Regions from separate parts of the Mus musculus genome. Here regions 2, 3 and 4 are each linked to region 1. Evidence: chromatin loops called from intact Hi-C (ENCODE). Cell type or tissue: heart. All regions are shown on one strand. Region 1 overlaps Mgat5 (mannoside acetylglucosaminyltransferase 5). Region 2 has its middle 13 kb from the start of Gm41945. Region 3 has its middle 81 kb from the start of Gm41945. Region 4 overlaps Mgat5 (mannoside acetylglucosaminyltransferase 5).

Region 1 (8,000 bases):
ATAGAACCTCCAAGGAGACTCTGTGCTCCCTTAATAGGTTCCTATTAATATGCTTCCCCAGGATAAAGATAAAAATCTAATTCATATTAAAGTATAATGAAACAATTCCACTCCTCAAGGTATTCTGGGTCTTTCTTCTCTGCCCTGAGTAGCCAATATGCTTTGAACATGTGGTCTGATGCAAAAACACAAAGGTAAACTAGCACTTTGGAATCTCAGTTTTCCCCTTTCCTTCAAGTTAAGGCCAAGAGAAATGAAGACAACCGACCTTGATCAATGTCTGTGTATGAAAGGCAGTATAAAAGAAAGCATTGAATGGATTCAAAGACCATATAGTACTACGTGCAACTTACTCATCTGTTGAGGTAAGAGAGATCATTTCTCTGTGTGTTTATGTTTGTGTATGTGTGTGTCTGTGTGTGTATGAGAAAGAGAGGGAGGGAGGGAGTGAGAGAGAGGGAGGGAGTGAGAGAGAGAGAGAGAGAGAGAGAGAGAGAGAGAGAGAGAGAGAGAGGGAAGGAGAGGGAAGGAGAGGGAGGGAGAGCAAGCACTAGCTTTCTTGCTTGCTCTCTGCCTTCTTCTTCTGCCTCCTCATGCTCGTGGCATATGCCATTGTGCCTGAAGTGTTAAAACTATCTGTTTGTTTGTTAAATGTGTATGTGTGAGTTTCTGCATGTATGTGTAGTGAATAGATACATGCCTGGTATCCAGAGAGGCAAGAGAGGGCATGGATCCCCTGGAACTGGAGTTACAGGTGTTTATGAGCCACTGGGTGTGGGTGCTGGGACCGAACCCCAGTTCTCAGCAAGAATACTGAGTGCTTTAACCCCTGAGCCGCTCCTCAGCTCCCTCCAGACCAGAAACTCTCAACCTTCCTAATGCTGCAACCCTTCAATACAGCTCCCCATGTTGTGCTGACCCCCCATCCCCCATAACAGTATTTATTTGCTACTTCATCTTCATAACTGTGATTTTGCTACTGTTATGAATTATAATGTAAATATCTGATATGTGACCCCTGTGGGGTCAAGACCCACAGGTTAAGAACTGATACTCTAGCGGTTTCTGACTTAGAAATCTGTAGACTTGTAGGCAGCTCTTTTCTAATTAAAAGCATCTTTGGTTAAGGGGATAGGGAGGCCTTTGAGAGCTGTGACAGCAGGGCATGTGAGCCTCTTTGCCACAAGATCAAGGTCACCACTCCCCCTCAAAGCTGTTAGATGTTACTCTTCAGTATGAGGCAAATTAACCTTGGCTCTCCCTTGTTCAAGCACACTAGAACTTCCCACTTCTCCTTTCTCTTTAAAGCCCATCCCAAGCCCTTTCAGTTATCCCCGAATAGGCTTCCTTTGCGCGACTCCCCTCTCACCCCTTAGTGTTCATGTTGGTCTCATGCATTTCAGGCTGGCTTTGAACTTGCTATGTAGCCAGTGATGACTTTGAAGTTCTTACTCTCTTGCCTCCACCTCTAAAATGCAGGAATTACAGGTGTAAGCCACCACACCCATCCTGGGTATTCTGGAGATTGAACCCAGAGCTTCTGCATGCTAGACAAGCATTCTACCAAGGAGGCTCTGTCTCCATCCGGCCCTGCTCAGCTATCATTTACCTTGATGGTGCAGCCGCTCTCTCATGCTTGCAGAACAGAACAGATATGGAACTACTAAAAAATGGGAAGCACTCTGCTACACCCCAGTACAGCAGCTAGGACCACAGGCTGTGTGTGGACAGGCTCAGCTTCTGTCCACTCCCTCTGGGGTCTTAGACTCCTGTGGGATCACTAGGGGGTCATCTGGATGAGGTCATATGTGCAGCCACTGACGGGACTCTCCACTCTCTTTTGCTTGTGGGCTCATTTAAGGGCTGACAGAACCACCCCATGTGGGTGCAGCCCATGTGGGTACTTCAGGGTCTCTTCTGCCCTCCCCACCTTCAGCACAGTCACATGGGTGGATGACAGCAACTATGGAGGACAATGTGCACGTCTTCAATACTGGCTGACCTGGGCACTGTCATGGGACACCATTCCCTGGGCATGAGGTAGTAGAGCATGTTCAGGAGTGTCCCCTAGTGCGTGTGTGCATGTAGGTGTATCTATGCATGTGTATGTGTGTATTCCTGCATATGGAGGCCAGAGTTCAACTTCAGATTACTCCTCAAGGGCCATTCCTCTTGTTCTTTGAAACAGGGTCTCCTCCTAGCCTGGAGCAAGCCAAGAGAGCTAGGTTGGCTGGCCAGCAAGCCCCAGATTGCTCATCTCCTTCCCTTCAGGTCTAGGATTACAAGGGAGTGCTCTCATGCCTAGATTTTATTTTATTTTATTTTAGGTATTCTAGGGACTGAACTAGATCCTCCTGCTTGTGTGAAAGCATGTAAACGACTGAAGCTATTTCCACAGCTCCAACTTTTAAATCTTTTATGCACCAAGAGAGTCACTAACATACAGAGGAAGAGAAAGTATTTGCAAATTATGTCTGCTAGATGGTTAGTACCCTAAATACCTAAGGAGTGTCTATCACTCCATAGCAAAACACCCTGAACAAACCCCATTTAAAAAATAGGCAGAGGATCTAGGTAGATATCTCATCAAGACTGCCACAGATCAAATGTGGAGGAGACAGAGGGAAGAGTTACATTTGATGTACTATTTGGGGTACAAGGTCAGAAAAGTAACCCAGAGGGGAAAGAAAGCAACGGAGTTGAAAATGAATGTTCTAGAGAAGGCGCTGCTGTGTCACACTAGGCGTTTCCAACGCTGTGATTTCCCAGGCAAAGGCCCCGAGGGATCCTGCTTTAATGTCCCATGCATGAGCAGCCAGGAGAGTCACTAAGTACCCAGACATAACAAGGAAGCCAATCTCATGGTATCTTGCACACACCTGTGTCTGTTCAGACACAGAATCCTCCTCGCCTTTGCCACACTCATCACCCACACTGAGCTGTAAATGACTTATGCTTATCGCCCCAAATGAATCCCAGCACTGCTCCAGGGTGACTCATCACCCACCGCAGGTTTCAAGAGCATCTGCAAAGGCAAGTGGAACAAGGCTCCTGTGACAGGCTCTGGCCGTGAGGGGACAGGCTGTCAGCACGGTGGGCTGAGGGTGGGCTAAAGACTCAGGCACAGCTTTCATCATTTATGATGTCTTGTCTCTGGGGTCTGATGTTCTCCTCTCTCCTCTCTCTTCCCTCTCTCCTCCCTCTCTCCTCTTTCTTCTCTTCTCCTTCTTCTCCTTCTCCTCCTTTTCCTTCTCCTCCTCCTCCTCCTCCTCCTCCTCCTTCTTCTCTCTCTCTCTCTCTCTCTCTCTCTCTCTCTCTCTCTCTCTCTCTCTCTCTCCCTCTCCCCCCACCCTCTCTCTCTCTGTATGTGTGTGTGTGTACATACCCCTACAGTGACTAGGTCAACCTTGGGTGTTGTTCAGGCACATCTAATTGTGTTTTTGAGACAATGTCTCTCATCAGCTTGGAACTCACAAAGAAAACTAGACTCCCAGGGATCCACCTGTCTCTGCCTCCTCAGTTTTGGAATTTTAAGAGTCTGCAATCATGCCTAGCCTCTTACTGAGTTCTAGGGAACTAGTGTGTATGGCGAGTGCTTTACTATTGACTAAGCCACGTCTCTAACTCTGAGGCTGATGTTCTCCAAGTAATCACTGGACACAGTTCCTTCGCTCTTCACCAGGTACAGTGGAGAGGCGAGCAAGCACTCCCCGTGGCCTCCTCACTCATTCTAGCTGTTAGATGGGATTAGACCAGGACACCCAGGATCATGAGAAGCAGAGTTAGGGTGGGAGTTGGAGGCTTTGCTCAAAGGACAGGAGCTCTCTGTGTGAGCATGAGAACCTGTGTGGAACTCCTCCACACACGCCAAAGATGCAGGGTGGGCATGACATCCCAGAGCAAGCTGGAGAGCCGGAGTGGTCAAATCAGTGAGCTCTGAGTTCAGGGAAAGACCCTGGCTTAGTGGATAAAGTGGAGATGGAGGGAGGAAGACCCCACACTCACTTCAACCTCTGGCCTCCACATGCATGTCTGTACACGTGTGCATACCTTCATGTGTGCATGCATGCACACACAGGAGGACCATATGCACACACAAACCCAGAAGCATAAAAGAGATACTCACCTCTCTCAGTGTTGGCTTGCCAATGAAGAAGTCTGTGTTTTTGCTGCTTTTGGGAGGGTTGAACTTGGGGTTCAGGAAAGCACATCCATTCGCGATGGCCTCCAGGGGAGCTGGGCCTTCATAAGGGAATCCGAGCCCAACGAACAGCTGTAAGACAGGAAAAGACATCACATGGAGATACCAGTCAGACTGCCTCTCAGCTCCTGCGGTCTGTTTCTGTGGCTGCCTCTGATGTTTTGCAGGGGTCTTAGATCTCCAGGTGGGTGACTTGCGACAAAGAGAAGGGGCGTATACCAGGATATGCAGAATAACATGTGCAAGGGCCTGCAAAGGAACTTGCCTTGTTCCCATCTCCTTTTCTGATGTGAAAAAAAAAATGTCAGGGACTGAGGGGCAGGGAGGGCAAGAGTGTAAATCAAAACCAACAATAAAACCCAGGACCCAACAATCCTCTTTCTGTCACTCAGCAGGCGACATAACTAGAAAAACACTTGCTTAACTAAACAGAAGGTTTCTTCACTCAAGCAGGGAACAACAGGCTCTTTCAGGGACTCTGGGGGCCAGGAACAGAAAGGTCACTTGGCGGTTTGATTACAGTTCAAATGAAACTGCTTTCGACCTTGGGAGGTCAGTAAACATGGGTTTTATGATAGCGTTCTCACTGGGGACACCACTAGCTGGCTGGTTTTGCTTTTTCTTCTGTGGGAGCAGAGGTTTCAAACTGCAATTTCCCAGTTTCCCTCCCAAGCTAGCAAAACCTCAAGTTTCCCTAGATGGACGGTAGATGGCAGCAGAAACAAGCTAACGGTCCTTAGAAAGCCCACAGTGGCCCGAAGCTGCTGGGACAAAGGGATGCTCAGGCAAGGGTCTGTAAGGTGCACAAAATGCAAGTCTCTGTGCATACCAGGTACAGGGGACAGTGTGCTGTGAGTGGCAGTCACCAGGCAGGGTCCAATCCTGGCTCTCTATGCCCACACGCAGAAGCCAAGTCTTAAACACACCAAGTGACAAGGGGACATGGGTGTCTCGTGCCTGGTGGGTGTGAGGTAGGGTGGCAAATGCTGAGGTTCCTTGCTCTCTCGTGTTCAGAAAGACCCAGGTCATTTCCACCAAGTAATGTAGCCATTCAGGCTGGAATGAAGATATTTTAGAGATAAAGAGACATTAGTGCCCCTCCCTTTGGCAACCAGACATAGAAACCAGGAGCCCCACGGAACTGGGATTTCCCCTGAGTCTCACACTGGGAGAAGAGTTGTCTGGTGCTGGCCTGGCAGGGGTGGTAGTGGTGGGAACACTGCTTGTCCTCGCTGTGTCAGAACTCCAAAGATGAACTTGGGAGGCACTAGACCTCTTTCTTTGTTTCTCTCCCCAGTGTGGCTACAATGTAACTCTCTTTGCTCTTCACTGCCATTGACCTCTTTTGTTGACCCATTGAGGAAACATGGCTGAGCCTGCCGTGCATGTTAGGGCTGCCAGGGCCCAGACCTGACCCTAACAGCTGCGGACACAGGACTGCATCAGGCACTCTGGCTCTTTTCGACTCTAAGAAGAAGGTGCTAGGCAAGACAGGCAGGGTCTTGGCAGGTTTAAGGAGAGATGCTGGAGCCCAGAGTGTTTCTCCACCTCTGAGCATTGTGTCTGCCAAGGAGTGCTGATAGCCTCCTTAACCCTACACTGTCATAAACAACCCTGGGAGAGATGGGAGCAGCACATGCCTTAGCCATTCCAACAGAGAATCCTGGTGGGCCATGTGATCTCCTTTTAGATCAACCAATCTGAATCTACTAAATAAAGGATGAGCGGCTATTGCTTGATGAACTCAAATGTGACCTAAGTTTAATTATATCTGAATAATAATTTGCACCAACTCCTAGGCCCTCCTGGCCCAGAGTATCTCAGTACACATAAACACTTGAGGGGGCTGGGGAGACAGCACAGTGGGCAAAGAAGTGCTTGCTGTGCAAGCATCAGCAACCTGAACTCAGATCCCCAGAGCCCGACAGAGCTGGATGCAGGAGCATGTATGTGCAATCCCAGGCTCCTACAGTGTGATGGGAGAATCCTTTGGAGCCTGAAGGCTAGCTTGTTGGGCATACGCAATGGTGAACAGTAGCCACCCCATTTCAAACAAGATTGGGGAGGAGAATGAAGACCTGAAGTTTTTGTCTGATGTTCACATGCACAGTGTGGCATTCATGTAGCTGCTTTCATATATGCGAACACACACACACATATGCATACATACATGCAGCACTAAACACTTTGCAACAGCTCCCCAAGCCTCAATCACCATCTGTCAAGGACTCTTAAGCAAACGCCACACCATTTCTTAGCAATGAGTTTTCTTGTCACACTAGTTAAGGTGACATGCACTGACGTATGTCCTTGAAACACTGAAATAACAGTTTTCTATCAGCTGTCAGTAAGCAATTTTCCCTTAGTTCCTATGTACTCATTACCTGTGACAGCACAATGGAGCACATGTATGAAGGTCGCATAGCATCTCTAAGAGTTGAATAAGCGCAGCCTAGGTAGAGAGAACTCAGCATCTCCACTCAGAAGCTTCTGCCCACAGACAGTCTTTCACACACCTCACCATGTCCCCTTGCCCTTTCTCTTGATCCATCACTGTGCCTACTTGCAGCACTTCCTCCCTCCCTTCCTTCCCCGACCTCTGTCTCTTGTCTCCTTTCTTTCTGAGGAGCCCATATTTATTTCCACTATACCCCTATAAATTTCTTTACCACAGAAGAGAGAAATGCAAGACAAGAAAGCAACCAGGCCTGGGGAGAGAGCCTGGTGGGCAACACTACTTGTTCCTGAGTTTGAATCCTCATCACTCAGGTAAAACTCTGGGTGTGGTCACATGCTCCTGCAACTCCAGTACTGTGTGGGTGGGGACAGGACACTGCTGGGGCTTGCTGGTCTCCGGCTGAGCTCCAGGTTCCTCACGGGAATAAGGCAGAGCATTGTAGAGCAGGACACCCGCTGTCGTCTTCCAGCCTCAGCACAAATTCACATGGCTGTACACATCTGCATACCTGTGTATGCACATACATACATGCACAAAGACTGGAGGAAGAAACCATTCGAGTGCTAAGGTTCGATAATTCCATGGGAAATTGGCCATACTGTATGGGCTTAAGCCTGCTCTTCAGAAGGTCAGAGTTTAACAAGGATATTCTAGATGTCAGCCATCTCCATGGTCACAACTCCAATTCCACCAATGAGTGTTTCTAAATAGAAGGATCACAGGCTCCAAAATTAAAATTATGACAAGGAAGATCAGACAAAGGAGCACATGTTTTATTCATAGCAAGGAATGGGGCACCCTGACACAGTCACTGAGATTTTTTTCTCTGTTTTGAAAGAAAAAAAAGAGAATTGTTTTAACCCTTAGTGAGCCAATGAAGATTCTTTTAACCATTCCTGGCTTAGCTGAACTGGGTTTGTTCAGTTTCATTCACATCTATTATGCATGCGTGTGGTTATGTGCGCATGGATGTATGTGTGTGTAGAGGTCAGAGTGGTGTCTTCCTCAGTTTTTTCCTATTGTTTTCTGTGATAAGGTCTATCTATTTCAGCTGGGCTGGTTGGCCAGTGAGCCCCAGGGATCCACTGGCCTTCATCTCCCCAGTGCTGGGATTAGAAGTGAGTACCACTACATCCAGTGTTTTAGATGTGGATTTTGGGGGATCAAACACAGGTCCTCCTGCTTGGAGACAAGCACTTCACCAACAGTTATTTCAGCTTCAGACATTTGAATTAATTACTTTTTTATGCAATGGTATTTAAACCCAGAGACTCACATATAGGGGGAAGTACTATATCACACACCTGTATACCTATGTGTGTATATACATATACACCTACA
Region 2 (8,000 bases), 450 kb after region 1:
ACCTTAGGAGGAGGGGCCTGCTTGCATCTGTCCGGGGAAGGAATTCTTGCAGCAGTAACAGAGAAAGCTCTCATTCTGGAAGGACCCTGAACCAGGAATCAGCCAGCCAGGGAATCTGACTTCACCCCTTCCCTTATTTGTGGCACCACTTGATTCGTTCGTTCATCCCTCTTTGTTGCAAGACAGAGAATAGTGGCAGCTTGGCACCCTTACAGGATTAGTGGGAGGATCTGATGGGGTGGAATTATTATCCTATTTGTAAAATGCTATAAGTGTATTATTTTTCTGCCTTCACTTAGAGCTCCCCGAAAGCTGTCAGAGAGTGGCAAACAAAAGGATGTCACAGCTCCTGTCACCTTTCATTCCTTCTTAATGAATATCCCCCAGCTAATCTGCAGTCACTGAGGACTCTCATTAATATGGAACTTATATAATTCATAAACAGCTACAGCAGCTCAGAAAGGGCTTAATCAGTTGCCTTCACACTTAATTATTTTTAAAACCTCAATAATGGTCAAATGAGCTGCATGGCACTTTAATTAATTTGCATTAAGCCCAGAGGTCTTGAACGAGCAGCTGAGTTTATGAACGCACGGTCTAAGGGCTTGGCAAGGGCACATCAAGCCTGAATGAACATCTGGGTTAGTTCCCGTTGGTACCTCCCAAGTCAGTCTCTCTGTGTGTGAGTTCTATTTACATAATTCCTTTCTTTGTTTATTTTATTAAAATTGGCCTTGAAGCCTCTGAAAGTGAGCTCACTGCTGTAATTTGCTGGGGAGAGCTCTGGTATTAGCTACGGGTCTCCATTGTTTATTTCTCCCTCCTCCAATTTTTAATAGAGAGATGAAAGGATATTACTTTAGTTTTCAATTTTATGTTTGATTTATGTGTGTGTGTGTGTGTGTGTGTGTGTGTGTGTGTGTGTGTGTGTGTGGTATTGTATGCCTGGCAGGGCATGTGCTCCTGTTATGTGCCTATGGAAAGAAGAATTGGTGTTTTGAACTCTCTATCTCAGTGGGTTGGCAATCACTGCACCCAATGGAAAATCCCCAATGGATAATCAAAGACCTCTTGCACCCATTCAACCTGAGCCACATGCAACTTTGAACTGGTTGTGTGTGCTCAGTTGTGGACGGCTAGGCTGATCCTGATACAAGGCTTTCCCCAAGGGTCACAACTAGGTTCCTTCTCTAAAATCAGGAATACTCTTGGCAGAGCCAGTGGGAACAGGGCTCTGGGGGGAGCTGTAGATCCTGAGAACTCACCTCTTCCCACGATAAGAAGCTATGGTTATTGGTTCCAAGGCCACTGGTCTCTGACACCCAGGAGATAGTCTATGTTCCCCTTTGCAACATTGTTTGATTAGCCAACTTACTCCCATTATATGATATAGCTTTCCTTTGACACGGCCCACTTCTCCCCTGGGAATAGTATATATACTGCTGTACTTATTAATAAGCTTGCTTGGCATAAACCATGGCTTGCTCAGGACGTCTGGGGTTCACCTACTCCATCTCCTTTTTCTCTGGTTCCTGCAGCCTTTCTTCCTCACGATTCTGGCACTGAAGAATGACCTGCTAGTCCGGGTCACTTAGTGACATACATTGCTGCTTGTCCCAAGCCCCAGATGCTGCTCTTTCAAGTACGGCTGACAAGAGAATTTATTGCCCACAGTACCACCTCTCTAGATTTTGGGTAAAATCCTGTCCCATTCTGAGACATTTTTAAATTCAAATTATTAGGTGGACAAAAAAGAAAAAGAAAGAAGGGAGTAAAGGAGACATACACGTGACTCATTTCGTTGCTATGTTGCCTTTTGAAGTATTTATTTCTAAAAATCATGTGTGTGTGTGTGTGTGTGTGTGTGTGTGTGTGTTGTGGTAATTATGTGCACAGATGAGTTCAGGTGCCTATGGCATCCAGAAGATGGCATCAGTAATGCACTGGAGCAGGAGTCACAGGCACCTGTGTGCCACCTGATAAAGGTGCTTGGGATACGGGTTCTCTGAAAGGGCAGTGTGTGCATGTAATCCCTGAACCATCTCTTCAGCCTGTCCCTGGTAGAGTTCCTATCATTCCCAGAATGCTGTTGGTTCTAGGGAAAGAAAGCAGTCTTGTGGCAAAGTTGACTGTCATGGCTCCCACCGCCCCTTCAATTCTGTCAATGGTCAATGGCATTGAATGTTATCAAGAGACAAAGTAGTGAAAGGCAGCTAGCTATTCAGAGTAAATAGTTGGGGCACTCCCAGAATTTGGAGCAATTAAGTCTGCTGTAACATGCAGTGTGGATTGTGCCGTGGTTTGTTAGAACACCTGTTAGACTTAGGTTAGATTTAAGAGCCAAGTGTTGACAGGAAGTTGATGATCTGGCCTGTGTAAACTTTTGGGGTTAATTAACAGAATGGGTATTGTTGGGAAGTCTCCTTGTATTAACCTTAGGACCTGGTAGGCCATGCCTTGCAACAGAAATGCCAAGCTAGGGAGGGTATGGAACTGGCATTATCTGCCACAGATGTTTAAATCAGCAGGTTAGGTTTCAGCTAGTGCCATGAGTTCTAGCCTAGATCTGAACTTCAAGTGAGCAAACTGGTTTATTCAGAGCTACAGACAAGCTCTTGGTCACAAGGTAAAAGTAGAAGTTATCAATTAAGGAAATCAGGTCTTTTGAGGGGGTATCTTGTGATAGAAGAGAAATGGACAGAGAGAATGGGGTTAACTGCTGCTCATTATATAGCAATTGAATATAGAAACTTGCGAGTCATATAGATCTGTGTTCGAGTCCTGCCTGGACCATACAATGTAGTACTGATACGTTGAGTTTTTCTGGGTTTGTAGCCTCATATACAAAGGGGGACATTAGGGAATGAATTGTATCCTTCCCATTCATATCAATCTCTCTCTCTCTCTCTCTCTCTCTCTCTCTCTCTCTCTCACACACACACACACACACACACACACATCCACACAGTGTGGGGTGGGGGTCATTTAGCCTAGGCTGGCTTTGAACTTCTGGTGTAGCTGAGAATGACCTTGACCTCCTGCCTCCTTCTGACCAGTGCTGTAGTTACAGATGTATGTTTTAGTTATAGTTATAGATGTATGCTAGCATGCCTGGTTAATGTAGTGCTGGGGATCAAACTCAGGTCTTTGTGTGTCCTAGGCAAGCACTTTTCCAAGTGAGCCACATCTCTAGCCCTGAAATCCTAACACTGAGTCTCTTAGAATGAGACTATTTGGAGCTGAAGTCCTTATGGGGGACAACGAAGTCAAATCAAGTCGTTGTTATAACCTCTAATCTCATGCATTCGGTTTTCCTATGTCGTGGTTTGAATGTGAAATGTCCTGTGATCACATGTTCAAATCCTTGTTCCCAGCTGGTAGCACCATGTGGGAAGGTGGTAGAATCTTCAGGAGGCAGTGCTTTGCTGGGGGAAGCAGATCACTGAATGTGGGCCTGGTCACTTTCCCCTCCGCCTTCTTCTTCCGGAGTGCAGATAGAGTGTGAGCAGCTGCCTCACGATCCTGCCGCCATGCCTTCTCCACCAAGATGCACTGTGCCCTCAAACTGCCAGACCAAATAAACCTTTCCCACCTTAAACTGATTTTGTCAAGTAGAGCAACAAGACAAGTTACCTCTGTAAGAAGAGTGAGAACACAGGTTCCAGGGAGGAGACTGCCATCTACAGGCTGGAGGAAGAGTCAGAGTGAAAACTGCTAGAAACTTAACTCCTGGATTCCCAGCATTCAAAACATCGAGGAAATACTTTTCCGTTGTTTCCTCAGCTTGTCTGTGGCATTTTGTTATAGCAGTCCTTGCCAGTGAATGCAATGGGTAGCAAATTTTTATACATTTCCTATGCTTTGTGGATTAATGAGCTCTAGAGTCAAAATAGGTACTAGAGAATCTGACATTGAGCAATGCAAATTCTCTTATTGAATTATTATTATTAATTATTATTGTTATTATTATTATTATTGTGTGTATGTGTATGTAGGTCAATGAACTGGAGAACGTGACCTGAGCACAGTCATGCATTGATTTATTGCTCTCTGTTCTTGACTATGAGTGTGATGTAACTGGCTGCTTCAAGTTCCTGCTGCTTTGATGTCCCCGAAGGGATGTTTTGTAACCAGGAATTGTGAACTAAAATAAGCCCCTTTTCATTAAACTGCTTTTTATCCAAGGTATTTTATCATAGCAACAGATGTGAAAGTAGAACACCGCACTACAGAGACACATGCCCACTGAGAGTCACTATGTTTCTATTGTCTTTCCCAGATCAATGGCATTTGATCCGGCTACACTTCATGTCCTGTACTACAAGAGCAGATGTAAATATCGTTTGAAATACAGTGCATATGGGGGCATTCTTCTTATAAGCTACAAATGGTTTCCTTAAGACTTTGATTTATTGCTAATCTCCTTTCCCCATTCGCTAATCACTGAACTTGACTGCAGTTGAATATGCATGTGTGGGAACCATGGGAATTACTACTGGGAAGCCAGGGTCGGATTAAGCAGTTAATGCTGAGTGGAGAGCAAAGAGCAAAACCAGATCAGAACGCTATGACAGAAGGGCAGACTTACAGAAGACTTTGGGGTAGCTGTACTGTGACTGAAGTATTAAAGAGTATGCAAGGAAAAGAATGGGGAGCAATGGTTCTCAGCCTGGGCATTGAGCAACCCTTTCGCAGGTGTTTCCTAGGACCATCAGAAATATCAGATATTTATGGTATGACTCATAACAGTAGAAAGATTACAGGTATGAAGTAGCAATGAAAATGATTTTATGGTTGGGGGGGGGTCACCACAACATGAGAAACTGCATTAAAGGTATATATGTGTGTGTGTGTACACATGTGCTGGCTACAAAAGGACATTAGATGTCCTGTTTTATCATGTCCTACCTTGTCTCTTATTGAATCTGGAATAGGCTGATAGCCAGTGTGGTGGTTTGAACAGGTTTGGCCCCCATAGACACATGTGTTTGAATTCTTGGCCCACAGGGAGTGGCACTACTCCTTGTTGGAGTAGGTGTGGTCTTGTTGGAGGAAGTGTGTCATTATGAGGGTGGGCTTTGAGGTTTCCTATGCTTAAGCTCTGCCCACTGTAGAATCAGAGCCTCCTTTTGGCTGCCTGCAGAAGACAGTCCCCTTCTGCTGCCAGTGGATCAAGGAGTAGAGAGCTCTCAACTCCTTCTCCAGCACCATGTCTGCCTGCATGCTGCCATGCTTCCTGCCATGATGATAGTGGACTGAACCTCTGAAACTGTAAGCCAGATCCAATTAAGTGTTTTCTCTTATAAGAGTTGCCTTGGTCTTAGTGTCTCTTCACAGCAATAAAACTGTAACTAATACAGACAGGAAGCCCCCGCTATCCTCCTGTCTCCATCCCCAATGCAGGGTCACAGGCAGGCATGTGACCAAGCCTGGCTTTTCATGTGGATACAAGAGGTTCAAACTCGGGTCCTCGTGCATATACAGCAAGGGCTCTTACCTGCTGAGTCATCTCCCCAGCCCTGGGAATGAATTAATTTGTGATTTGAAATTGTTCAGGTAAATGATCCCAGGACTAGAATATAGCAGCTTGGCCCAAGCTCTTCAGAGAAGAGCCTGCTGCAGAATTGCCTGGCTCTTTTTGGACCTGGCTGTGGACAGCATCCGAGAGGAAAGTGGTTATTACTGCTGTCACCTGAGAAGGAAGGTTTCCTTGGGGATAATTGAAATAGAACACATCCACCAGGCTGGTTGCCTGAAGTCTGCAGGAACAGTAGGTTGACCAAGGAGTCCCCTGGTAATTTGAGCTATTCTCAGTTGAAAAATCAGCACTTCCTTCTTTCTTCCCAGACCTTCGGCAGACTGACTGTGAATGAAACTCAAGCAGAAAACAGAAGTGATGGACACGCTGGGTTGGCAGCTCTCCGACCCAGAGTGTGAAGTAGGATTTGATTCAGCAGAAAACAATTTAGAGGGAAACAATTCCACCTCTCTGGATGCCCAGGTCTACAGGAGGCTAAATAACTTCAGTGACTTGCCTGTGCTGTAAAGACAGCTGAGTGTCCAGGTCCTGATGGTACCCAGCGGCAGAAGGACTAGAGCAAGAGAGGCCTGTTGGGCCATCTGCTTCAGAGCCAGCCAGCCATGGGAGGCCAACCTTGGACTGAGCCTTCTCTGTATGGGTGTAGCTACACAACTTTGTAAGTGGTGTGTGTGTGTGTGTGTGTGTGTGTGTGTGTACATGGAGGCCAGAGGTCAACCTTAGGTATATTCTCAGTCATTTTCCACTTTAATTCTTAACATAGTCTCTTTCCCTGGTGGTCAAATCACAGGTTTGGTGATTTGACCAGCTTTGGTTACCATCCCATCTCTACCTAGCACTGCAGTTACAGGCATGTGTCTCTCCATCTATTTTTTTTTTTTTTTAACTTGCTTACATGGTAAGCACTTCATCGACTGAGCCAGTCACCACAGCTTCTCTGCTATCATAAAAAAAAAAAAAGATTTACTTTATTTTTGGCTATGTGAGAGGGTGTGCATGTGTAATACATGCACTTTGCAAGTGTGGATCTTAAGGGGCCAGGAGTTATTGAATTTCCTGGAGCTGGAGTTCAAGATGATTGTGAGCTGCACAATGTGGGAGCTGGGAACTGAACTCTGGTCCTCTGGTGAGCAGCAAGGGCTCTTAAAGACTGAGCCATTTAAAAAAGGAAAGCAAAGCATGGGAGTTTTCCAGAAGGCCAGGGACCTTCTCTCAACTCTCCTCTCCTCACGTAGCCTCAGAATGACTTGAGAGCCCAGACAAAGAAGAGTAAATGAAAACAGTGTGGGATGTTTTTCTGGGAGACAAGTCCCTTCTCAGGATGACACCAGGCTTCAGACTTTTTCTTCTTGATGGAGGGGGTTCAATTCCTTAAGGTCCATTGTTTCAATAATCTTCGAGCCAAGGAGAAGGGCACAAGCATCTCTTAAGAATATCCACATTCATGCAAGAATAGTTATAGAGGTGGCTCAGGACTGGGCAGGTACATCCATAGTCATATGCACCCCAACCCTAACCTATAACACGTGAGCAGGTGGGCCTACCCTCCCCATGTAAAAAAGACCCGGTCCCAGGGTGGGTACCAAGAACAACTGTCTCCCTAAGAAAACTCATTACCTTGAAGAGAGAGGATGGGCTGGAATAAGCAGGTTTCCCCCTCCTGTCTAATCAGGCTGCCCCTTGACAGGAAGATATGGGGGAAGGGAGTATGGAGTCAGCATTGCAGGGAAACAGCATCTTCCTTCAATAACTGGCTGAACCAGGTGGTGTTCCGACTCATTCAGGAACTTACTGGGCAGCTCCCTCTTCTCATGCCTTCCCTCTCTCCAGTTCTCCTCTCTACCCTCTCGCTTCTCTTCTCTTCTCTTCTCTTCTCTTCTCTTCTCTTCTCTTCTCTTCCTCTCCCTCCCCTCTCCTCTCCTCTCCTCTCCTCTTCCTCTCTCTCTCTCTCTCCTCTCTCTCTCCGTGTTCCTACTCTCTTCCTTCTCCCCTCCCCTGCCCTCCCCTCCCCTCCCCTCCCCTCCCCTCCCCTCCCCTCCCCTTCTCTTCTCTTCTCTCTTTCTCTCTCTGCCCTCCCATCTCTTTTACCCCCTCCTCTGCCCTCCCCTCCCCTTTCCTTCCTTTCTTCTTTCTTCACCTTCCTTCCTTCCTTCCTTCCTTCCTTCCTTCCTTCCTTCCTTCCTTCCCTTAGATCTAATTTTATAGTGTTCCAGAGCCTCAAATCTGTTGAGTTTATTGCATGTCCATAGCCACATTCTTGCTACAGGACTTCTTATGATAATTTTATTCATGGTTGTAGGTAATCCATGTCTTCTGTCATTGGTCTGTTTAAAAACCACAAGTCACCTTATCAATTCCTTTCTTGTTTCCATCTTTGCATGTTACCCTATTTGTTTGTGAAGTTGTCTCTCTGTAGAGATTTTTGAAAAATGTGTTCCATCCTGTTAGAACAGAATTTTCT
Region 3 (8,000 bases), 350 kb after region 1:
ATGATAAGTGCGTTATCCACTGAGCCATCTTTCCAGCTCAAGGTTTTCATTTCTCATCAAGCCTAATTTATTAATTTCATCTCTACTTGTCTTCACATGTTCATATATGTGTGTATACATGTGTGTACGGATGTCCATATACATGCATGCCGGTGCAAATGAAGGCCAGAAACCAAGGTAATAGATCACCCTCAATTGTTCTCCTTGCATTTTTTTTTTTTTTGGAGACAGGATCTCTCATTAAACCTGGAGCATTGAAAGTCATCTGGCCTGGCTGGCCAGCAAGCCCAGCATTTCCTTATCTTCCCCTCTCAGTGCTGAGATTACAAGCATGTACTGCCCCCACAGTGTTTTTCTTACATAGGTCATGCGTGGGGTTCAGAGTCGGGTTTTCATGCTTGTACAGCAAGCACTTTATCTTTTGAACCAGTTCTGCAGACCCTAATTTATCAATAAAAACTCTTTCAGTGTTCACACTTCACACATCCATCTCAACTAAATGTGTGTGTGTGTGTGTGTGTGTGTGTGTGTGAGTCAAGGTCCTATATTATGTGAGTTGCAGTCCTGTTTCTAACTGGCTCCTGCACTCTCTGCATTCCACTGTGAGGGCTGTCTCCCTGCTGTCAGGCCTGAGTCAGGTGCCCTTGTTGTGATGCACACCCAACAAGTATCACATAGGGAGAAGTTGTTGACATGAAGAAACATTTGTGTGTTTAAAGCTCTCACAGCTTCCAATCTCTCTGGCTAATCCACGAGGCTTGTAGAAACTTGTGGTCTCTCCTCGTAACTCTGAAGGCCTACTGACTAGATCTTTTACAAAGCAGCTCCAAGGCTCAGGAGACAAATCCAGAGACAGTGACAGCCAGCCCTGAGCACATCTTATTATGGAGAGGCTCCCTCATGTTTCATGGACACTTTGTCCCTTTAGATCCCGTGTCCTGTGTCCACCAGTCACTGATGTCACTGGAAAATATAATATTTTAGCTTATTAATTTCTGCATCTTTAGTTGTAATATTGAGTCCCCATGACCTGTGGTGACAGTCACCACCTATCACTGCTGAAAGCTAAGACACTTAGGTCAGTGACTTCCAGACAGTGCCTATGTACTTGTTCCTCCATCTTTATCAAGAGCCGGACTTATCAACAAATCCCAGATCACGTAAAGGTCCACACATGGTGTCTTATATAATTGAAATGGCAGTCATCACAAAACCATCTCCTTCTTGTCTTGAAGAGTATCTTTCCTTTTCCCCATCCTTATTCAGTGGCACACTGTGTGTCTTTCATTTTTTTCTTGTTTTGTGACAAGGTCTCATGTAGCTGGATTTGAACTTGCTGTGTAGATAAAAATGACCTTGAACTCCTGATCTCCTGCACCCACCTCCCTGGTGCTGGAATTCTAAGAATTCACCACCTCGTCCAGCTTAGGCAGTACTGTGGACAGAACCCAGGGGCTTCATGCATTCTAGGCAAGTGCTCTACCAATGGAGCTGTATCCCCAACCCGCTCTTTACTTCCTGTTACTACCTGAATCTGTAGACTTGTTGGCTTGCCCGCTTGTATCCATGTCACTAATTTTACTGGCCTCTGTGACATAGAGTCTCACCAATGGCTTGACTGTCATTACTAGGTTCTATCATGATCAGCTGCCAAAGGATCGTACTTGCCTGATCGCTGAATTCTTGTCTTTCTGCCCTCAGCCTCCCTTTCTCTTTCTACCACATCTCTCTACTTTCTCTTCCTGACTCCTTCAAGAGTGCTCCTTAAAGATGTTTTCTGAGTACTCAAATACAACAGTTTAAAATGCCCGATGGCCAGCTTTACTTCCTCAGAATAAAGTGAAAACCCTTCTCCAAGTTTCTCATAGTCCATCCAAGCCCCTCCTTCCAGTCACATGCCAATCAGTCTTCATCGATGCTTGACACTGGTGCAGAGCTTCCCATGGGACAGTTCTAGTCCCATCCTGTTGCCATGCCACTGGGACCTCAGACAGTGCAGCGTTGCCAGACAGCTGGAGCGCTGCGGGGAAGGAGCTTGGCTGTCTTCCAGTAGCCCTGCCAGGCTCAGAGCCCTGAGCAGAACTCAGCTCATCCTACATCAAAGAACCCATTCCATTCTCCATCCTGGCTCGTGTGTCTTCCTTGGCATGCCCACTGGCAGATTCCCCTCTTCCTATTCCTCTGTGTCCCAGCATGATCAAATCCTACCTGTTTTGGGTTTGCTTTTATGTATTTGTGTGTGTCTGTGTTTGTGTGTGTGTGCATGATGTATATGTAAGCACACACATGCCACGGTGTGCATGTGGAGGTCAGAGGATGGTTTCTTAGAAATGGTTCTCTCTTTCCACTGTGTGGACTCTGGGGATCAAACTCAGGCTGCCAGACTAGCCATCAAGCCCATGTACCCACTGAGCCATCTCCCTGGACTGCTTGGGTCTTTCTAACAGCCACTCATTCTTTGTAAAGTAATGAATATTCCCCTGTTGGGGGCTCCATTATAAACCTAGCTATGCATTGCCTTCCTGATGCTGTCCACCAAACTCTTCCATTAGCCTGACTTTTAGCGGAAATTTTCTGCCTCAGTGTACCCCATTAGGCTGAGCACAGCTTTGCTAGTTTACGTGGAAAATAATGGATGTCCACAGTATGTGGTCTCACTACTGAGAGCTTTAAATTTGCTTATGGAATTCATATTTCTTTTTCTAGTAGACAATGAGATGCATCCGGATGGGTGGAGAAGTAGAGTCTGTTGTGTTTAACAAAACGCAGCATCAGAAGAAAGGACAATGGAAATGTGTGTGGAGGCAGAAGGGCAGATCTTGATCCAGATACCAATCTCTCTCTGCTATTACGCACAGTCATGAAGTGGAGAACAATCGGTTACTTTCTAAACTGTCCCCATGCTAGCTTTCACTATCTGATTTAATGTTCCAAAGCTTGTTTGTTTAAACCAACCAGTAAAATACTATATTCAGATATGATTCTGTGTGTGTGTATCTGTGAGTCTCGATGTGTGTGTCTGTGAGTATCTGTGTCTGTGTGTGTGTGTGTGTGTGTGTGTAGCAGGTGTGTGTACGAGAGTATTTTGTTCAGGTGTGTGTACGCAGAGGCTAAAGTCAATGTCAGATCAGGATATTTTCCTCTTCCACCCCGAACCCTTAATTTTCCTTTGTTTATATTTTTAAATTGTGTGTATTTGTGCCTGTCTTTGTATGTGTACTTGGTTGGGCCCAGGTGCCCACAAAGCACTTTTGATCCCTTAGAGTTGGAGCTACAGATAGTTGTGAGCTGCCCAAGATGAGTGTTAGAAACTGACCAGAGCAGCAAGTGCTCTTAACCACTGAGACATCTCTCCAGCTCCCTCCTACTTGTTTATTTGAGACAGTCTATCACTGAACCTGGAGATCATCAATTTGGCTAGATTGGGTGGGCCACTGAGCTCCCAGAAATAGGGCTGTTTCTGTCTCCCCAGTGCTGGGATTCTGGGTGTGCTCTGCCACACTGAGATCCAAACACAGGTCCTCACGCTCGCACAGCGGGCACTTTCCCTGCTGAGCCATCTCCCAGCCTGGCAGATATTTTTGGATGGCGTTGGCTGGGCTGGCTATGGTGTCTGAAGCGGCTCCTTTATTTATGACACAGCTAGCTACACAGCATGCTTCCTGCTGGGATCTGCAGTGCTTTCTCCAATCAGCCCCCAGGCAGGTGTAGATCCGAGCACCGGTTCTCTCCCTCTTGTGACTCACAACCCAGATCCAATCCACTGGCACGCAGGCTGATGGAACAGGTATGTGAGCTCACCCTCCAAGCTACCAAGTTCTATCTGGAATTCCACCAGCCCCCAGCTTTGTCATTTCCTCTCTTTGTTGTAGAGACAGATTTTCTGGTTCATTAACTTTGTTGTATAGTTGTTTGGCTGAAAACCACATTAAATACATTTTGGAACAGTCAAGTTATAAATAAAACCAACATGAAAAAGGAACAATAGTGTATCATGAAGGGGGAGGGATGGAATCCTCATTTTGGAAATTGTATTAAATGTAGACAGGTAGAAAGATGGAAGTGAAAAACAAACTTAAAAATTATTTATGTGTGTGCGTGCACATCTGAGTGTAGATATGCACCTGTGTGTGAGGCAGGCCAGAAGACAGTGTCAGATCCCCTGGAGCTGGGGTTATGGGCAGTTATGAGCCACATTATATGGGTTCTAGGAACTGAACTCAGGTCCTCGGTAGAAGCAACAAGCTCTCTTAGCTGTTAAAGATACCAGCTTGGGTGTATAGGCCAGATGACCATCTCAAGTGTCATTCCTCAGGGATAATTGATCTTGGTTTTTAAAGCAGCTTCCCTCATTGTCCTAAAGCCCAGAGTGAGGGAGAGATGGTGTCCCAGAGTGAGGGAGAGATGGTGTCCCAGAGTGAGGGAGAGATGGTATATGTACTGGCTAGTTTTGTGTCAACTTGACACAGCTGGAGTTATCATAGAGAAAGGAGCTTCAGTTGAGGAAATGCCTCCATGAGATCCAGCTGTAAGGCATTTTCTTAATTAGTGATCAAGGGGGAAGGGCCCCTTGTGAGTGGGACGATCTCTGGGCTGGTAGTCTTGGTTCTGTAAGAAAGCAAACTGAGCAAACCAGGGTAAGCAAGCCAGTAAGGAACATCCCTCCATGGTCTCTGCATCAGCTCCTGCTTTCTGACCTGCTTGAGTTCCAGTCCTGACTTCCTTCAGTGATGAACAGCAGTATGTAAGCGTAGGCCGAATAAACCCTTTCCTCCCCAACTTGCTTCTTGGTCATGATGTTTGTGCAGGAATAGAAACCCTGACTAAGGCAGTATACCAGGAGTGAGGGAGAGATGGTGAACCTGGCGTGAGGGCTTTCCTCAGCTGAGCACTGACACCCAGGGTAAAGGAAGCCTCCAGGGCTCCTGTTCACATTAATCACTTGCAAGAGAGTTCCTTCTCACTTGCTGTGCTGCCTTCTGGAAGACATCTTGTCTTTACTTATTAAACTTCCAAGGGAGCACAAAAATGTCCAAAACTCCATATTTTCTACCCAAGAGTTTCATAAACCCCCCTGGCTATTCCTCCCCTTTAAAAACCCCGGGGGAGATTTTCTCTGAGCCACATGTTCTTCACTCCCATTTACCTGAGCCTGGACGTGAAGAAAACTCTCTGCTGCCAATTTCTGTTTCATGGTTTGTTTTTAGTAGAGGCAGTAGATAGGGAAATAAAAATATTAAAGCCTGAATGGAAATATCAGTCTGGTGTGAGGTGTGTGTGTGTGTGTACATGTGTGTGTGTGCACTTGGGGGTGGGCTAGGGTTTGACTGTATGTGACTTCCTCTATTAAACTTCATCTAGTTTTTTGAGATTGTGCCTATCACTGAACCTGGAGCTCACTGACGACCGAGATCCCTGGGGATCCTCCTTTGTCTGCCTTTCCAGAGGAGGCCTTGCATGTGTGTGCTTCTGCAGCAGGCTTTTTGACATGGATGCCTGGCATCTGAACTCAAGAGGCCTCGGTCTAGTACACACGTACACACTGAGCCATCTCCCTAGTCTCCTACTTGTACACTTTGGAACACAACAGTAGGAATAACATAAGCACTTCTCTGTATTTGGGATTTTTGAAATATATCAAATATAACTTAGAGATGTCTCATGTCAATACAGACTTCTGTCATTATTGCTGTACAGTGTCCCATTGTCCACTATGGAGTAATCTATATAATGAGACCTTTATTGTTGGAGACTTGGGCTGTCTCCAATCTTCTAACACAAACAGTGATGTAATGAGCATGCCCTGTTACTGTGAACACTTGTCATTATATACGAGGGCACTCAGGCCTGTCAAATAGACCCAGAATCTTTTTACTGCCAAGCCACTGGGTAAACAAGTCTTAGCTTGAAGAGATTTTGCCAAATTGGTTGTGTTTGCTAGTGTGCTGATTAAGAACGACTCTTACACCTCAGAGCCAGAGAGGTCAAGGAGGCCACAAGAATATCCACAGAATTAGTTAAGCTGTGCTCACAGGGGCTCACAGAGACTGAACTGACAACCAAGCAGCCTATATTGGGTCTGACCTAGGCCCTCTGCATATATGTTATGGTGTGTAGCTTAGTCTTTTTGCAGGACTCCTAACAATGGGAGCAGGGTGTTTCTGATTCTTTTGCCTGTTTTTGAGACCCTTTGAGACCCTGGGTTGCCTCATCCAACCTTACCATGAGAAGAGGTGCCTAGTCTTTCTGTAAGTTGAGATGCTGTGCTTGGTTGACATCCCTGGGAGACCTGCCCTCTTCTGAAGGGAAGAGAAGTGAATGGGGGGCTAGGCAGACAGGGGACGTGAAAAAGGGGACTGGGAGGAGAAACTGTGTTCAGGGTGTAAAATATGAGAGAAGAAAAAATTAAAACATTTAAGAAGGAGTCGTATCTATGTTCATAAGGGATCTCGTTTTATAGTTTTTCTTTCATAAAATGCTTTGGTAGCTTTCAATATCAGGATAACGTTTGCCTTAAAATTGTATGCAAGAGTGATGGGTCAGGGGTTAAGAGCACTTTTCTGTTCTTGCAGAGGACCGGGGAGTTTGGTTCCCAATCCCACTTCAGACAGCTCACAACTGCTTGTAACTCCAATTCTGGTGGATATGACACCATCTTCTGGCCTCCACAGGCACCTGCACATACACACATACCCATACATTTTTTAAAAATTTAAATAAATTCCATATATTCTTAGTTCTTCAATCTGGTGCAGAGTATATAAGGTTGATTTTCTTATTTCTTAAATATTTGGTGTTTTGTTAGTGAATCTACCCAGTGTTGGAGTATCCCCCATGATAAAGATTTTCAATTAAAGATTTAAATTTTCAACTGAACTATGCAAGGTGACATTACAAAAGAGGAAATATCCGTGGCCTCATTTTACAAAGATACTCTGGTTGCAAAAGGTCACTTTACCAGTGATTTACAATATTATGATTAACACAGTAGTCTCAGAAATATTATCATGGCTTAGGAGGATGGCCCAGTTTCTAAAGTTACTTTTGTTGCAAATGGGAACTTGCACATGATCCTCAGAGCCTGCATAAAAAGAGTCAGGGTGGCAGAGAAAGAACTCTACAGTTTAGAGCACTTGCTGCTCTTCCAAGGAGTCCTAGTTCCCAGGAGCCATGTTGGGCAGCTTACTACTTCCAGCTCCAGGGCTTCTGGTGTCCTCTTCTGGCCTCTCTCAGCATCTGCACAGATGTGAACACACACACACACATACACACACACACACAAACACACATTTTCAAAAAGAGTGATCCATGGTGGTTCATGCTTATAATATCACCACTGTGGAGGTGGGGCAGGTAATCCCTGGGGCTCAAAGGCCAGCCAGCCTAGCTGAGTCAGGGAGTTTCAGGTCAATGAGAGAACTTGTTTCTAAACACAAGTTAGTCACTGCCAGAGGAATAACCTTTCTAGGAAAGAAAAAGTTCTCTTTTATCTATTTGTGGCTTTCAAACTCATCTTCTGGGTAAAATCCCTTTTGACCATTGTTTTAGGGTTTTATTGCTGTGAAGAGACTCCATGACCAAGGCAACTCCTATAAAAAATATTTAATTTGGAGCTGGCCTATAGGTTCAGAGGTTTAGTCTATTATTGTCATGGGAGGAAACATGGTAGCATGCAGGCAGACATGGTGCTGGAGGTAGGTTAGTATTCTACATCCCGATCCACAGTCAGCAAAAGGAGACTGTGTGCCACACTGGGCATGGCTTGAACATCAGAGACCTCAAAGCCAATCACACAGTGACACCCTTCCTCCAACAAGGGTACACCTATTCCTACAAGGCCATACCTCTTAATAGTGTCACTCCCTATGGGCCAAGCTTTCAAGCACATGAGTCTATCATGGGCCATACTTATTCAAACCAACACAAACATCAAATGCTAAACAGCAGAGGCAGCAGGATCTTTGTGAATTCCAGTCATGCTTGGTCTACATAATGAGTTC
Region 4 (8,000 bases), 76 kb after region 1:
TTATCCTTTTCATAGTGTTTGTATTTAGCTCCTGAAAATAATCTTCTTATCGCCTGTTTAGCGAATTATCACTCTCCTTCTCCCTCCACAAGAAATTGCACACTAACAGAGGGGCTTTACAAGTTTACTGTTTCCTTTTTGTATTCTGATTTTCAGATTGAAGAAGTAATTTCCTTACTCCTTGAGCTCAGCCAGTGAGGCCGAGATCCGGATGTCATGGCCCAGCAGGTACAGAGATGTGATTAAGTCACTCCACTGAACGAGTTCACCCAGAGGGCCACCGCTGAATGCTGTCTCCGCAATCTTGAAGCCCGATTCCTTGGTCAGGAGCCCCAGGTGAACAAGGATCTGCGAAACAAAGAGGAGACACTGACTTCTGGAGCCAAGCTCAAAATGCTCAGAAAGCCCATGTGAAGGTCCTGTGCACACCACAAAGGAGTCAGCCATGCTAAGGTCCTGTGCATACCACAACAGAGTCAGCCAGATCCAAAGAAACCACTAGAGTCTCAGGATGGGGTATGCCATTTTTAAAGAAGGTATGAAACAAGGAAGGAAATAATTTTCCACTGTTTTAGATAAATAATAAAACCATTAGCTGCTCTTGGTAGAGTCATGAGTGTTATAGACAGATTAACATGGTTTTTAAAAATGGAGTACATGGCTGGGTCAATCAGGAAAGAATCTGATCAACAAACATGAGGTCCTGAGTTCGAATCCCTAGAGCCTGGATGCAACTGGTACATGCCTGTAACTCCAGTGCAGAGGAAATGGAACCGGCTGGACAGGCTGGCTAGTGCGTCCCAGGGAGCTCCTCGGTGGGCTTGCAAGCATGTACTGCTACAGCTGGCTTTTTTATGTGAGATCTGGGCAGAGAACTCAGGACATGGCTGTGTGGCAAGTTCTATCAGTTGAGTTCTCTGCCCAGCCCTCAATTCTGTTGCTGAAGCACAGTCTAATTATGATCTGTGAGATTTGTTTGCTTTTAAAATATAATTCCATGAAAATAAGCATATTTCATGTTTCAATGAACCTTGGTTTCTGACTATTCAACCAACCCAGTTTGGCGGTAGGGAGCCTGCTCAGTGGGTACCTCCATTCTCTGGCCAGGATCCTAGCAGCCTCTGGTAGCTTTTCTGCTCTTGGATAGAAGAAGATGTCCTAAGCTCATCAAGTGCAATTTCTGTCTCAGATCTTAATGAGCCATTTCCCCAAGAATCACTTATCCCACCTAGTGCACACAGCATTACAGATCAAAGGCCAGTTCTCTAGGGACTCTACGTAATTGCTATTTGGAGCCTTTTGCGATGGCCCTGGCTAGCAACTTCATTTTCCCTCAAAGACAGAGTAAACTATGGGTTCTTACTGGAAGTGCCAATTCAAACATGTGTGTGTCTCTCTGTGTGTGTGTGTGTGTATGTGTGTATAAATATATATAACCATGTATTTATATACCTTCAGATATTATCGTCCATCTTTTGCTGGTTATTTACTTTCTTTTACAATGAAAATTCCACTTTGCAAAGATAGGCACACAGTAAGTCATTTTCTATACTCTGATGTTCACAATGGCTCTAGAAGAAGACTATTGTGATAAGAGTGTCACATTTTTTTCAAAGTGTTCTTTGTTCATTTTGTTCATTTACTGTGTTCTGCAGAAACAGCAGCCCCCCCCCCCCCCCCTTCGTGAGCTTGCATCAGAACTGAGGTTTACCAGGTCAGCTCGGCTGCTTCATTTTCCTTATGATTTTTTTTTACACTTTTATTCTTTTTCTCTTTTAAAATTGGAAATAGATGTTTTTCATATAATACATTCTGATTATGGTTTTTCCACCTGCACCTCCTCTTAGCTCCTCCTACTTCCCTACTCATCCAAGTCTACATCCTCTCTTTCTCTCATAAACAGGAATCTAAAATATAATAAAATAAAGTAAAAATGAACAATTCAAAATAGGATAAAGTAAACAATGGGAAAAAAGTGAGGTATGGCTTTTTTTAAATTAAAAATTTCATCCTATGTAAATGGTTCTAGTGTCAAATCGACAGGTATGAAGTCCTGAAGTCTGGTGTCTATGCTGGCCACACCCACTCTGTTCCTCTCCCTCCCTCTTCTTTGACCATATAATTCTTTTCTTACTGTGGAAAAATATGTATAGGTTAACATAGTGGTCACTGTTTGTTTGTTTGTTTTGTTTTGTTTTTTTTTGTTTTGTTTTGAGATAGGGTTTCTCTGTGTTAACAGAGCCTTAGATGTCCTGGAACTCACTCTGAAGATCGGGCTCCAATTCATGCCTGCATCTGCCTCTCAAGTGCTGCAATTAAGGGTGTGTGCCACGACTCCAGGTCTTTGGCCACTGTTTCAGTGCACATGGTTTAGAATTGTCCCTTCCCCCATATCTGGTTTCTGAAATCAGAAGCATTCCAAAGCTTAGGAATAAGTCATAGTGGATAAGATCCACCCCCCCACCCATCCCGTGTGTGTGTGTGTGTGTGTGTGTGTGTGTGTGTGTGTGTGTGTGTTGGTGGTGGTGGCGTACAGAGAGCCATGTATGAAGAAGTGTATTCCTGTGTCACATTCACAGGGGACAGAGGAAGACATGAGTATGGGAAAAGGCGGGCCCCTCAGGGCGGGGCCAGGAGGCTGAGCTCATCCACCTCGATGGGATGTCACTTGACACATGGCATCTCCTTTCCTGATGTTTCCAAGCAAAATCAATGTTTAACAGAAAGCAGGCACGTGAAGGGACAGAATGAACAAACTCACTTTCTTCCGTTTCCTCTTCTCAAGGTTTTGTTTCTCCGCCAGAGACTTGATAGCTTGGATCCACGCGTCAGCCATTCGCCGGATCCGAAGCCTCATCCAACGGAACTCCTCGTGCTTCTTCATCATGCCGTAGAGAATGTTAAAATCCGTACGGATTTCCGCCTAGCAGGGAAGACGAAAGAAATGTAGCAAAGGGAGCAGAAGATTAAAAAGTAGGAAGCAAAATGATTTCGTTTTTAAACCTGAGAGTCAATTAAATCCAGGATTTCAAAAGCCCATCTTTACTCTGTACCGAGGGTGGGTGCCGGCAAGATGGCTGAGCAGGGACAGGCTCTTGTTCCACAGCCTGAGGATGACCTGAGTTCAATCCCTAGGACCCGCACGGTGGAAGGAAGAGAATCGACTCTTCTAAGTTGTCCTCTGGTCTCTACATGGTCATCCTGGCAAGCACATGCCCATATACACATGCATACACACATAAAATGAGTATAATTAAAATACTTTAATAAGCAAGAGTTGCTAGGGCTGCAAGTTGAAACGATGGCCCCTGACTGCTGATGTGTTGTTACAGGGGGCATCATTAAGAGATCAGAGACCGAGAAAGGAAGCCAGAGCTCTGCTGACGTCCAGTTCTCACAATTAGCATACACGATGCACCTACAAACTCCCTGTGTCTAAGTGCACTTGTGTCTTGGAGTTGTCTGCTAAGCAGCTGACCACTAAGAAAAAAGTATCCCTGGCTCCAACCTGCCAGCCAACACTCTGAGGTCACCAGGGGGCCTCCTTTGCTCCAGAATAAGATGAGAAATGAATGATCATTGTCTAATCTTCATTGCCTCTCTTTGTGAACCATGTGGGTCCTCAGGAACCAAACTTTGGTCTGTAGGCTTGGCAGCAGGTGCCTTTACTTGCTGAGCCAATCTCACTAGTCCTATTATTTTGCACATGATGGGGTCTCTGGTAGCCCAAGATGGCCTTGAACTCTCTTATGTAGCCAAGGATGACCATGACTTCTAATTCTCCTGCCTCCACCTCCCAAACACTGGGATTAGCGGCATGGCCCACCATGTCCAGTGTCCACCGTGTTGCAGACTGAACGCAGGGCTTCTGACATGCTAGGTATGCACTCTACCCCTATTGGCCCCTTTATAGGAAGTGCCTGCTTTGGGTTAATTAGAGAGGAGACTCGGTGGTTAAGGGTGCTGCCTGCTCTGGCAGGAGAGTGGTGTGCAGCTCCCAGCACCTATGTGCATCTGTGATTTGATGCTCTCCTCATGCCTCTGTGGGCCCCGACACATACATGGTGTACATAAACCCATGCAGAAAAGAACATATGCATGCAAATCAAAACATTAAAAAAATAACGAAGGATTTGCTGACCTATAGTCTAAAGAAAATGCCCCAGCTTTCAAGATAGCATCGAAAGGTCTCTGGAGTCCCCTCCTATTTTCCTAATTGTATCTTCAAACCTCTGACCCTGCCCACCCAACCTTGCAGTATGATATGAAAGACGGACTCCCCATGGAGACATGCCTCTCTCCCAATGGCACAGAGAACACGACTTGTCCTTTTAAATTCAGCTCATCATCTTCTCTATGGAATCTCCCTTGACCTCCGCAGCTGAGACCATCCTTCCTCATTAATCTTCCTTAGCAGGCGCTAGAGCCTAGTGACAGGCCTGGTCATTATTTACCGCCAGCCCCCTCATTAGATCACCCAAGGCCTCCACATCTGGCACTGAAGCCCATTCCTCTCTGTGGCCCCATTCATTAGGGACCTTCAGAGAATTGCTCAATAAATAAATCTACGTTAACCGGTGTATGATTTGGCCAGCTAGACTTGAGATTTCAGCTGGCACTTCCAAAAGGTGCTGTGTGTATCTCACTTAACATCAGACCTAAACGCACAAGTGGAAGAAGAGTTCCAAAGTCATTTACCAATGAGTTATGATCAGCTTCTTCATAGGGATTTTTTGCTCTCCAAGGTAAACGAGGACACCAATTTTCAACCTGAAAGAGATAAATCAGAAACACTAAGTATATTGGTTCATCTTTCAGTGGACACAAACGGCTAAGAAGAGGGCTGAGAACCACTTCCAACGCACAAGGAACATGGTGTTTATACGGGATATTATTATCCAGATAGGAACCAAACTCCTGCCAGATGTAGGTGCCCTCTAAGGTGCAGAAACCTTCAGCCAAGGTCTTAAGAACCTGTTCTATGTTACAGGGAGTGACTTCTTCCTCAACTAATCCCTACTCTTCCATAAGAGGGAAGAAGTGTCCTCTGTCAAGAGGTTAAAAGATTTGAACACTTATGCAGGGGCATGGCAGTGTGAAGGAGTCACCGTGTACCCTTCAGCAAGTGGACACAGATGATTTGTGATCAGCTCAGGTGTGTCTAAAGGGAACAGATGGCATTCAGGCCAAAAAAAATTATTCTCTGCTTTGAGGATCAGGAATGCAAACCATAGTTTAATGCTAATTAGTCAAGGTTTGTTTTCTGGGTATTTGCCTGACACTGCCTCAAGAAATAAGATGGGTAATGCAGGACTGGTGGCTCACACTGGTCATGCCAGTACCCAGGTTGTGACAGCAGGTAGATCAGATGTTCTAGGCTATATAACAAGTTCTAGGCCAGCTTGAACTACAAGAGACCCTGTCTCTAACAACAGCAAAATAGAAATGGATTACATATCTATTCAGTGATCTTACAAGAGTTCTTCCACAGAAGGGTCTGTCTGCACACAAGCTGTGTCCAACCTTCTAACATTAAGGCAACTACAAAGTACACACACACACACACACACACACTCCATAATGCTTTAAGCAAGTCTATAATTTTGTGTGAGCTTGCATTCACAGTTCTCTTGAGCATCTGTGGCTTACAGGCACAGGCTGAACACACCTGACTGTTGGGGGGAGGAAGAAAGGAAGGAGGAGAAAGACTGGGCTTATATATATTTCTTCAAGAAAAGCTACCAGAGATTAATAATTGATTAATTAATAATAGTTGATTAATAATTATTGATTAGCAATTAGCAATTATTAAGCAATCATTGTTAGGAAGGAGCTCAAGGCATGGCTCAGATGTTAAGAGAGACTGAAGAACTCACAAAGGACACAGCTCAGTTCTCCCATCACCCACATGGGGCAGCTCACAACTACCTGGAACCCCTGCTCCAGGGGATCTGACCCCTTCTTCTGGCTTCCAAGGGAGCTGATCTCACATGCAAAATTAAAATAAAAAATTCTAGGAAAGGAAAAACAAGAAATCCATTGGGTGACTCTGACATTTGGCCTCTTTATCTAAAATAGCTACAAAATCTCAGTGCTGGCATGGTTATCCCTTTATTAACTCATACAACATCACTAAGGATGGCTCAAGAACTGGCACCAGAAATCACTGTTCTTCAGTTAGGGCGGCAGGTAAGATTTTACAGAGGAGCATCGTTTAGGAAGTCACTGACTCAGGGGAACTGTAGTCTTTTGGGTTGGCAGATCAATCAGAAAAAAAAGAAAATCTGTCTTTCAGGTTTGGGTAGGTTTTCAAAGAAACATGTCAGTTTCAGTAATCTAGAAGTTACTCATAATGCGAGGTGGTATTTACTGTGACCGAAAATAACTGGCCATATTTGCATAAAGCCATCTGCTGTTGGTGAGAAAGCAGCTGAGCTCAGGGCAGCAAGGCTTCAGGGGTGGCAGGGAAAGTGCAAGATTCCCCCTTCTTGTGGAGTAAAATTAGACTTGGGTGACTGTTTGTGAGTGACCGCGCTTACTCAGAAACTCTCCCCCTGGGGAAAGTGCAATGCCTTCACTCATAAAAAGAGAGAATACTAAGCTGCCTGAGGCCCACGGCTTAAATCACCGTGGACCTTCACCAGGGTGACTACGAAAGGCACCAGACACAGCTCCACCGCTCAGGAAAAGGGAGCAGAAGAGCAGCCTGACTAAGCCCAGCGTTTCAGCCAGTCCCAGGGACGCCACACACATCCGTGCTTCCTGCTCTTGGGCCAGACTGATTCACTTGGCACCAATTCAGTTTTAGTAAATGGACTCAATAAAACATCCCTACGAAGCAGATTTATAATACAAAAGCTTCAGATGGGTCCTGGGCTTGACTGCTAGACCTTCAGCCATGCATGTAAGTGTTATGTATGTACACACACACACACACACACACACACAGCATGATGTCAAGAACCCTTACAAATAAATACACAACTAAGTTCATTTTTAAAAATTACTTTTATCCTCACCCACTTGAATTGTCTTTGTTATGTGATATATGTATGTTTCCCTGTTTGTGTGTCTGTATATGTAGATGTGTGCACATGTGCATGCATGCAGATGATAGAAGTTGATGTTGGATGTTTTCCTCCATTACTCTTCATCCTCTCTCTCTCTCTCTCTCTCTCTCTCTCTCTCTCTCTCTCTCTCCCTCTCTCTCTCTCCTTCCCTCCCTCCCCCTCCCTCCCCCTCCCCCCTTTTCTTTCTGTAAGTGAACCTGGGGCTCATTCATTCAGCCGGGCAGCAAGCTCTAGGGAGCCACCTGTTTTGCCTGCCCTGCTCTAGCGCTGCAGGTGCAGGCCCTGGAGTCAGCGGCTTATGTAGGTGCTGGAGAGCCCAGCTCAGATCCTCCTGTGTGAGCAGCAGATGCCTGACTGACAGGACATCTCCACAGTCCCTGGATAAGTGAAGCCTATATAGGAACCTGTCAGGATAAGAAAAAAATATCTCCCCATGAAGAATATAATAGGAAAAGATGAAGCAAGACGAGGAATAAAGAAAACCACCACCAACTGTGGTGTGCCCGGATATGGCTAATGCCCTCCCTCACATCCCTCCACCCTCAGGTCTCACTCTGATGAAAACATAGTCAGTCCAAGGTGATTTAGAATAGGACTTCACTTGAGAACTCTCAAGGCTGTAATTCCTTTTGTGAGCTGACCGTTTTTCTTAGTTCTTCTTTCTCTAAATCACTAGCTACTCCTTTGCTGCCTCCAAGGACATCTCTGCAAATATGGAAAATAGAGTGGTCCAATTGAGCTTTTAGGCAGAAATTTCAGCTCTGCATGAGATTGGAATGGTGGAAAAATAGATAAAGACCTTAACCCACAAAGGGAGAGTGGGCTGAGGTTGTTTTCCACCGCAAGGATGGGATAACTAGTTGATGGAATAATTAAATTATATGTAAACCAATTATCCTGTGGGAATAAGAGGGAAAACAAAAAAAATTT

What was found. Peaks named below come from ENCODE experiments on the same cell type or tissue, not always from the same donor. Only the 100,000 strongest peaks of a DNase experiment are listed, where the experiment ranks them.
Region 2: a loop joins it to region 1, with 6 times the contacts of the local background. A loop is called at or near these places in 36 of 42 quality-filtered maps.
Region 3: a loop joins it to region 1, with 2.2 times the contacts of the local background. A loop is called at or near these places in 6 of 42 quality-filtered maps.
Region 4: it touches region 1 in a loop (2.9-fold over the local background); 2 of 42 quality-filtered maps call a loop at or near these places.

The regions. Positions count from the first base shown.
Region 1 is chr1:127,456,109-127,464,108 of GRCm38, reverse strand. It overlaps Mgat5 (mannoside acetylglucosaminyltransferase 5), which reads right to left. Exons shown (of 18, transcript NM_145128.3): 14 at 4,127-4,273. Gm41947 (a long non-coding RNA gene) reads left to right here. Exons shown (of 3, transcript XR_001779393.2): 2 at 239-365. Among named protein-coding and RNA genes, the nearest start is that of Gm41947, 19 kb to the left of the region's middle. In heart, a CTCF peak has its summit at 4,905 (motif pointing right); a DNase peak (open chromatin) is centred at 5,028; H3K27ac peaks cover 675 bases.
Region 2 is chr1:127,007,744-127,015,743 of GRCm38, reverse strand. No RefSeq gene overlaps it. Among named protein-coding and RNA genes, the nearest start is that of Gm41945, 13 kb to the left of the region's middle. In heart, a CTCF peak has its summit at 3,691 (motif pointing left); no DNase peak of the experiment used is centred here.
Region 3 is chr1:127,101,701-127,109,700 of GRCm38, reverse strand. No RefSeq gene overlaps it. Among named protein-coding and RNA genes, the nearest start is that of Gm41945, 81 kb to the right of the region's middle. In heart, no CTCF peak of the experiment used is centred here; no DNase peak of the experiment used is centred here.
Region 4 is chr1:127,379,691-127,387,690 of GRCm38, reverse strand. Mgat5 (mannoside acetylglucosaminyltransferase 5) reads right to left here. Exons shown (of 18, transcript NM_145128.3): 7 at 4,699-4,770; 8 at 2,762-2,923; 9 at 179-348. It overlaps Gm51746 (a long non-coding RNA gene), which reads left to right. Exons shown (of 6, transcript XR_003948718.1): 6 at 157-235. Among named protein-coding and RNA genes, the nearest start is that of Gm23734, 8.6 kb to the right of the region's middle. In heart, a CTCF peak has its summit at 3,534 (motif pointing right); no DNase peak of the experiment used is centred here.